Linked DNA regions of Homo sapiens: all the other regions are linked to region 2. Evidence: read pairs that join two places in POLR2A ChIA-PET (ENCODE). Cell type or tissue: OCI-LY7. All regions are shown on one strand.

Region 1 (2,500 bases), 160 kb before region 2:
AGTAAGTTTGCATTTTTCTTTCAACTTTCACAATAAAAAATTTAAAAAGCGAGGTGGCTTTTCTGATTGAAGGTTATAAAGTCATACTACTGCCACCAGAGAAATCCAAGATCAGATGAGTTGTTACCAGAAAAGAGATGCAATTGCTATTTTTATTTCAGATTCATAGAGATTGGAATTGGGTACTGAGAACTATTAAAGTATTATTGAAAACACCTGGACTAATAGTTTTTCAGATTCTTTAAAACTCCTAAGTACAAGTAAAACATATCTTTTCTCCCTGATAGCTCACTATGTCTGCTGTACGTTTCTAATCTCTTGTTATTGGTTTGTCTTTGTTTGGTACTCTAAACTTTGAGTGTTCTTCAAATCTCTGAAAATCCTCTTTTGAGTGTGAGAAAAGTTTTGAGAGGAAGTAGGTAACCTAAGACCAACAGGAGTAGTCACAGATGCTCTTTTTATTTAATGAAACAGCAGTTGATAGCCTCATTTTGTACCCTGTCTTGCCTGAGTTACTCCTGGGATGGGGATGGGATTGTTGGTGGGGAATATCCTGTTACTAAAGGGACTATCAATTGCAAAAAGGACTTTGTGTTTAAAAAAATATTCTCCTCCCTTTTTTGAGGATCCCTTTGCTAGAGCACTGTTTTTCAAAAATGTGATCCTTGGATCACTTTCTTTAGAACCAGCTGGCTGGATCCATAGTAAAAATGCACATTTTTGGGCTACTCTCTAGACCTGTGAATCTTAGTGGAAGGGCTGAGGGTTTACCGGTGTTAGTCAGCAAATTCCCCTGTGATTCTTTTGCAGTTAGCTCATTCCTGGACTTTTCAGGAACTTAATACTCATAAGAACTATAGATGACAGCAATTTTTCTGTTTAGATGGGGAGATAGAAAAAGACATGAGGGAGGTGATGAGAGTATAATGGTTAAAAGGTAACATCAATTGAGCACAAATTAATTTGAGGGAATTAAGTATTAAGAATCTGAATTCTGTAAGAAGATTCAGTTAAAAAAAGTTAAAAAAAGCATTGGAAAGGTCCGTTAAAAAAAGCAGAAAAGGACAGTTTATATAACAAACACCTGTATTTCCACCACCCAACATGAACAAATGCATTGGAATGTCATGTGTTCTTTAGCTCTTTCTTTCTCTCTCTCTCTTTTAAAAAATGTATATATTTTCAAATGGTTTGGCTTTGTTTTTTTTTGAGACAACGTCTCGCACTGTTCCACAGGCCAGAGTACAGTAGAGTGATCACAGCTCACTGCAGCCTTGAACTCCTGGCTCAAGTGATCCTCTCACCTTGGCCTCCCAAAGTGCTGGGATTACAGGCATGAGCCACAGTGCCCAGCCCCCCTTTTTTTTTTTTTTTTTTTTTTTTTGAGGCAAAATCTCATTCTGTTGCTTAGGCTGGAATTCAGTGATGCATTCATAGCTCACTGCAGCTTCAAACTCCTGGGCTCAAGTGATCCTCTCGCCTTGGCCTCCCAAAGTGCTGGGATTACAGGCATGAGCTACCACACCCAGCCTTCAGCCCTCTTTTTAGATAGCATATATAGTGTAACTTTATGCCAAGCACTTTTCTAAGCACTTGATGTATTAGCTCATTTAATTCTCACAATAAGCTCATAAATTAGGTAATGATCTTTCCTTTTTTACAGTTAAGAACACACTAAGGCACAGAGAGATTATAGTGTCACCCAAATAGGTGGTGGAAATAAGCTCCAATCCAGCATCTTGTCTCTGCTCTTAACCATTGTGTTAAACTACAGTTAAACTGTAGAGTGGAGTCCCCTCCTACCTTTGAGGCAACTATGGCCATAACAATAGATGTTTCTGCATTTTAGAACATATTGTTTTGTGTGGCATTTTAAAAGTTTTTAGAAATGGTAAAATATAGCTGGGCGTGGTGGCTCTTGCTTATAATCCCAGCACTTTGGGAGGCCAAGGCGGGAGGATAGCTTGAGCCCAGGAGTGCAAGACCATCCTAGGCAATATAGTGAGACCTCATCTCTATTAAAAAAGAAAAAGAAATGAGATAATATAGATGTATTTGTGTGCATTTTTTACTCTTATTTTTGAATTTGATCTGTATTCATATATGTAGATGAACATTTATTTCTAATTGCTGTAATTTTTTTCTTTTTTTTTCTCAACTTCTGCATGATGGTCATTTGAAAGTTTTTCTTTTTTTTTTTCATCATGTAACAGTTTATTGACATATTTTCCTACTGATGGATACTTATGTTTCCAATTTTTGCTATTAATTTCAAAGTTAGTATCTTTGCACATGTCTCTTTTGCACATGTTTCTTTAAGATTTATCTATGGAAGTGTAGTCACTGGGTCATACCTAGTCTGTTAGCTTTCTTCACTTGACTACCGGACATTTTTCTTTAAACTCCATTAGATTGCTTTTGTTGTTAACTCTTGTTTCATATAATTCATGGTTTACCAGAGCAACCACAAAGTAGTTATTAAACATGTTGACCTAAACTA
Region 2 (2,500 bases):
TATTTACAACCGGGTGCTGTGGCTCACGCCTGTAATCCCAGCACTTTGGGAGGCTGAGGCAGGAGAATGGAGTGAACCCGGGAGGCGGAGCTTGTAGTGAGCCGAGATTGCTCCACTGCACTCCAGTGGACGACAGAGCGAGACTCCATCTCAAAAAAAAAAAAATTTTCAATTGATATTTACATAAATTATAGATTTTTTTATTGTAGAAAACTTAGAAACTACAGATCAACATGTATCTGTGCATATCATGCTGTTTTGTAACATTTTTTCATGAGCCGTGTCATGACTATCTTTTGGTAAATACACTTTCATGAAATTATGGCAGCTTAATATTTCTTTGAGAGTACCATGATTTATTTTTCAGTCTTGGGGTTTTTTGTTTTGCTTTTGGCAGACCAGTTTTTTCTAACGCCTTAAGTACCCACTAGCTATGGGCTTTCAGGTGGGATGGGTGCAAAGTTCAAACTTGTCAGTGTAGAGCACCTTGGTTAGGTTCTGCAGCGTCTGGGATGAGAGTGGGTGCAGACCGCATGATGCAGATGCGATGGCAGCTCCAGCAGGGCAGGGGCCTCATTTAACTAACACTCAGCCCTGGTCATTGCCTGGAACAGCCGTTGGCTGCTTATAAGCCATCCCTCAGGGGCCTTTGGGTAGGCCTTGGTGCCAACACGTGGCCATAGCTGTTGATCTGTCTTGGTGGGGGCTCCCATACAGATCTCATCCCCAGCCAGCTCTGGCTTCTCCGGCCTCCTTGTTTTTAAGGCAAGGGCTTGACTGTACTACTTCTGAAGCTCCTTCTGCCTCTAAGACCTGTGACCTAAAATTGTAATTTTTAGGGCTGAGGAAGGCTTCTCCTGGCAGTGGGGAGAGCTGAGAGGCTGGGCTCCCGTTGAGGGAGGGAGTTTCCAGGATAATGCTGTAGGCTGAACTCCACTGTGGGGTAGGCTGCAGGAGTTTTTCCTTTGAGGAACACTTGAGCACTCAGAGCCCTGGCACAGCCACCTGCAGCCCTGGCCAGGCCCCAGTCACTGTGTCAGGTAGCTTCTCTACTGCAGTTGCTGGTCCCTGAGGAGCCAGATGCAGGAAGCTGGTGTGGGGTCCACCCCTAGGCCAGAGAGCAGGGTGTGGATTCTGCCTCCGGCTCTTCCTTCAACTCTGGCACCTTGGATAGTCTTTCTGGACTGTTTTCCACATTGAGAAAATGTCAGTGACACCCTCTTCCTCTGTGGAAGGGTGGTCTCGAGAGGTGGCCTCTGAGAGGCCATGTGTGGAGGCTGCCCCTACTGGGGAGGGTGCATTATCTCATGCTTTCTGGCCTGTGGTTTCAGGTGGGGGCACAAAGGCGCTCCCACTCCTTTTTCTGAAACCCGCTGAGGACGCATTTGCCAGGACTTGCTTGGAGGCCTGTCCACCCCCTGAGGCTGTGATGTGGCCCTGTCCTGCCCATGGTCACTTCTTGTGTCATGTGCTCCAATAGACCTTGTCCTCTTTGTGTGGCCAGAAGGACAGGAGGCTTGGGGTGGGCTGGATAAGAGAAGGGAAGGGAGGTTTTATTGCCTTACACTGTACCCGTTCTTCAGGCTGGGGCCACAGTTGCCTTGCTGGGTGACAGCTGGAGGACAGTCTCCTCTGCCCACGAGTGGGGAAGCCACTGGGCTCTTTAAAAGTCTCATTTGCTGCAAAGCCAGCCATTGAGTGTTCTAAAGAAAAATATCAACCACCAAACAAAAACATCCCTGTACTAAATTGTCCTTTGCCCTCATAGCCTGGTGGTACTTTAGGCCACTCTAGGGCACTCTGCCAGAAGAGATCCCAGAGGTGTTGTAGCTATTATGAATTATGCTGCCAGGATCGTGCGTATATAGAATGCTTTGTTTTGCTTGCTCCTGTCTTGTTACTATTTCTATGGAATAATTTCCCCAGAGCAGGGTTACCGGGTCAGGGAGTTTGAACATTTTAATGGCCCTTGAAAGAAAGACCAGATCAGCCTCTAGAGCAGTTGTGTACCTCATTTGGGGTAGTTGCCTCTCCCCTCATTTTCATGCTTCTGTCGAGTCTGGCCTCTGGCAGCAGCAACTGAAGCCTTGTTATTTATATTGGGGACAAGGGGTAGGTCTCTATGTGCAGAGCCTAAAGCAAACAGAGGATTATTAGGGGCATGTCTGAGTGTCATGAGTGTGTTTTCCTGGCAGAGCTCCAGTGTCTCTGTACTCTGAATATTAAAAATGAAAGTGTTCTTTGATCAAAGTTGCCAGTCTCTCTGGTCAGTGGTGGCCTCTGCAAGGCCTGCAGGCGCATCCTGGGCGTGGCCTTCCCTGTGGTCTGTTACTAGGAGGAGTGCCTCACAGCAGTTCTCTCTCTGGCCCTTGATGGGGCCTGTATGGCCAGGAGGGACCAGGGTGGCCAGGTGGAGGACCTTGTTCTCAGGGAACAGGCCATGTGGGACTGTCCTGTCCTTATCCTCTCTGCCTCCCTCCAGGGGCCCAGGGCAGCAGGT
Region 3 (2,500 bases), 180 kb before region 2:
CTGAGCATATGGCCACAGTTGGATGGGAGTTGGAGTTGGGGCAGGACTTGGTGGGGTTTAATCTGTTTATTGTGGGAATTCAAAACACAGGTAATAAAGACAATAATTTTTTTTTCTCACTGTTTTCCCCTTGGCAATAATTTAGTTTTATGACAGGAATCCTCATATATCTTTTGATAAGCAAATTGTTCTTTTTTTTTTTTTCCTTTGAAGATAAGAAATGATGTTGATATTAATCTATCCTTTTGGGAACCAATCAGAAAGCAACATGTTTTGTTACACAAAAAGGGGGCTAGTAGGAACCTCATAGATTTCTCTTCTCCTCTAAGTTTTGTAAAAACACACCCTGGCTCATAACTGGTTTTTATTGTTTTTTATTTTTTTGAGACAGGGTCTTGCCCTGTCACCCTCGCTGGAGTATCCTGGCGCAATCATAGCTCACTGCAGTGTCGACCTCCCAGGCTCAATTTATCCTCCTGCCTCAGCCTTCTGAGTAGCTGAGACTATAAGTGTGAGCCAGTATGCCCAGCTACTTTATTTTTCTATTTTTTGTAGAGATGGGGTCCTCACTATGTTGCCTAGGCTTCTCATAACTGGTTTTTAATTGTTTATTTGAAGCAAATATCCCACAGAATTGTCATATGCCCCATATCCATTCATTGGATTCTTTATAATATTTTAAACAAATAATTGGTTACACTTCCTTTGAACACTGTTGATACAGAACTCAATACCTCTCAAAGCAGCCCATTGAATTTCCAAAATCACTAGTTCTAGTCCAGACGCACATTTTCAAAGATGCCTTCTTTCATTCTGCCCTAGCCAGCCAGGCCTTCTTGAGATTTTTTTTTTTTTTTTTTTTTTTTTTTTTTTTAAAGGAACCACAGTTTGGACACAAGCCTCTCTTACAGGGACAATAGTGGATGAGCTGTCTGGATGCTGGTCTTTTGTGGTATCTGCAGTAAAACACATAGCTTCAAACCTGATCTAAATTCTGTTACTTGCAACAGACACTCTTTGATAGCTCAGTGCTCTTCTCATATTAAGGGGAAAGGAGACTGGGGAAGGGAGGAAAGGATATATGGCTCCAGTTTATAAGCCAGGTTAAAATTTCCTAAAGCTCTTCCGTTTTCTTCAGCTATTCACAGAGAACCCTGCTTTGGTAAAATATACTAGGACTTAATGTTTCCATGTTTCCCATACCTTCCTACTCCTATAACTGCCACATGATGATGTGTAATACCAATAGTTTATGAATTTCATAAACTAGTCAAAACTCTTGCGTTGTTTACTGGTAGAGTATTACCATTTAATAAGGACAGATTGTCAGAGCTACACAGGATGAGAAATTATTTGGAGCTAAGTTACTAGTTAGTGTTAAAGTGCCATGGCAGACCCCACCAAAAAAGCAGGTTATTACCAAAACCCCTGTAGTTTTAGGAAATCTCCCAGTTGTAGGAAGAGAAGGCAGTCCAGGTTGACTTAATGTAATTGGATACCAGATAGGGTTTTAATTGAGGTAAAATTCACATAATATAATATTGACCATTTTAAAGTTTACAATTCAGTACCATTTAGTGCATTCATAATCTTGTGCAACTGCCACTTTTGTCTGTGTCCAAAACATTTTCATCATCTGAAAAGGGAACTAACTCTGCCTGTTAAGCAGAATCTTCTCATACCTGCCTCCTCCCAGGCCTGGCAGCCACTAATTTGCTGTCTGTTTCTGTGGGTTGATCTATTCTCGGTATTTCGTATAAATGAAATTATACAATATGTGGCCTTTTGTGTCTGGCTTCTTTCACTTAGCATTATGTTTTTGAGGTTTCATCTGTATTGCAGCATGTGTCAGCACTTAATTCCTATTTATGGCTGAATAATACTCTCTTGTATGGGTATACGATATTTTGTATATCCTTTTGTTAGTTGATGGACATTTGGGCAAATGAGGCTTTTTTTTTTTTTTTTGAGATGGAGTCTTGCTCTGTCACTCAGGCTGGAGCACAGTGGCACGATCACGGCTCACTGCAACCTCTGCTTCCCGGGTTCAAGTGATTCTCCTGCCTCAGCCTCCTGAGTAGCTGGGATTACAGGTGTGCGCCACCATGCCCAGCTAATTTTTCTATTTTTAGTAGAGAGGGGGTTTCACCATGTTGGCCCAGCTGGTCTCGAACTCCTGACTACAGGTGATCCGCCTGGCTTGGCTTCCCAAAGTGCTGTAATTACAGGGGTAAGCCACCGTGGCTGGCCGAAATGAGGCTTTTTTAGAAGCCATCTTTCCCCTCCACATTTTTTTGTTGTTTTCCGACACAGGGTCTCACTGTGTTGCCCAGGCTTGAATGCAGTGGCGCGATCACAGCTTACTGCTGCCTCAACCTCCTGGGCTCAGGTGATCCCCCAACCTTAGCCTCCTCAGTAGCTGGGACTACAGGTGTACACTACCATACTCTGCTAATTTTTTTGTATTTTTAGTAGAGACAGGGTTTTGCCGTGTTGCCCA

Evidence for each region. Peaks named below come from ENCODE experiments on the same cell type or tissue, not always from the same donor. Only the 100,000 strongest peaks of a DNase experiment are listed, where the experiment ranks them.
Region 1: POLR2A ChIA-PET joins it to region 2 with 6 read pairs; 2 of 35 experiments call an interaction of 5 or more read pairs at or near these places.
Region 3: POLR2A ChIA-PET joins it to region 2 with 9 read pairs; 3 of 35 experiments call an interaction of 5 or more read pairs at or near these places.

Annotation. Positions count from the first base shown.
Region 1 is chr3:47,095,456-47,097,955 of GRCh38, reverse strand. SETD2 (SET domain containing 2, histone lysine methyltransferase) reads left to right here. Exons shown (of 21, transcript NM_014159.7): 9 at 1. Among named protein-coding and RNA genes, the nearest start is that of SETD2, 67 kb to the left of the region's middle. In OCI-LY7, no CTCF peak of the experiment used is centred here; no DNase peak of the experiment used is centred here.
Region 2 is chr3:46,931,592-46,934,091 of GRCh38, reverse strand. The region is part of intron 2 of CCDC12 (coiled-coil domain containing 12); the gene reads left to right. Among named protein-coding and RNA genes, the nearest start is that of CCDC12, 44 kb to the left of the region's middle. RefSeq lists enhancers at 1-327, 2,156-2,265, 2,456-2,500. In OCI-LY7, CTCF peaks have their summits at 1,087 and 1,290; a DNase peak (open chromatin) is centred at 1,061; H3K4me3 peaks cover 1,941 bases; H3K27ac peaks cover 2,316 bases.
Region 3 is chr3:47,109,454-47,111,953 of GRCh38, reverse strand. The region is part of intron 5 of SETD2 (SET domain containing 2, histone lysine methyltransferase); the gene reads left to right. Among named protein-coding and RNA genes, the nearest start is that of SETD2, 53 kb to the left of the region's middle. In OCI-LY7, no CTCF peak of the experiment used is centred here; no DNase peak of the experiment used is centred here.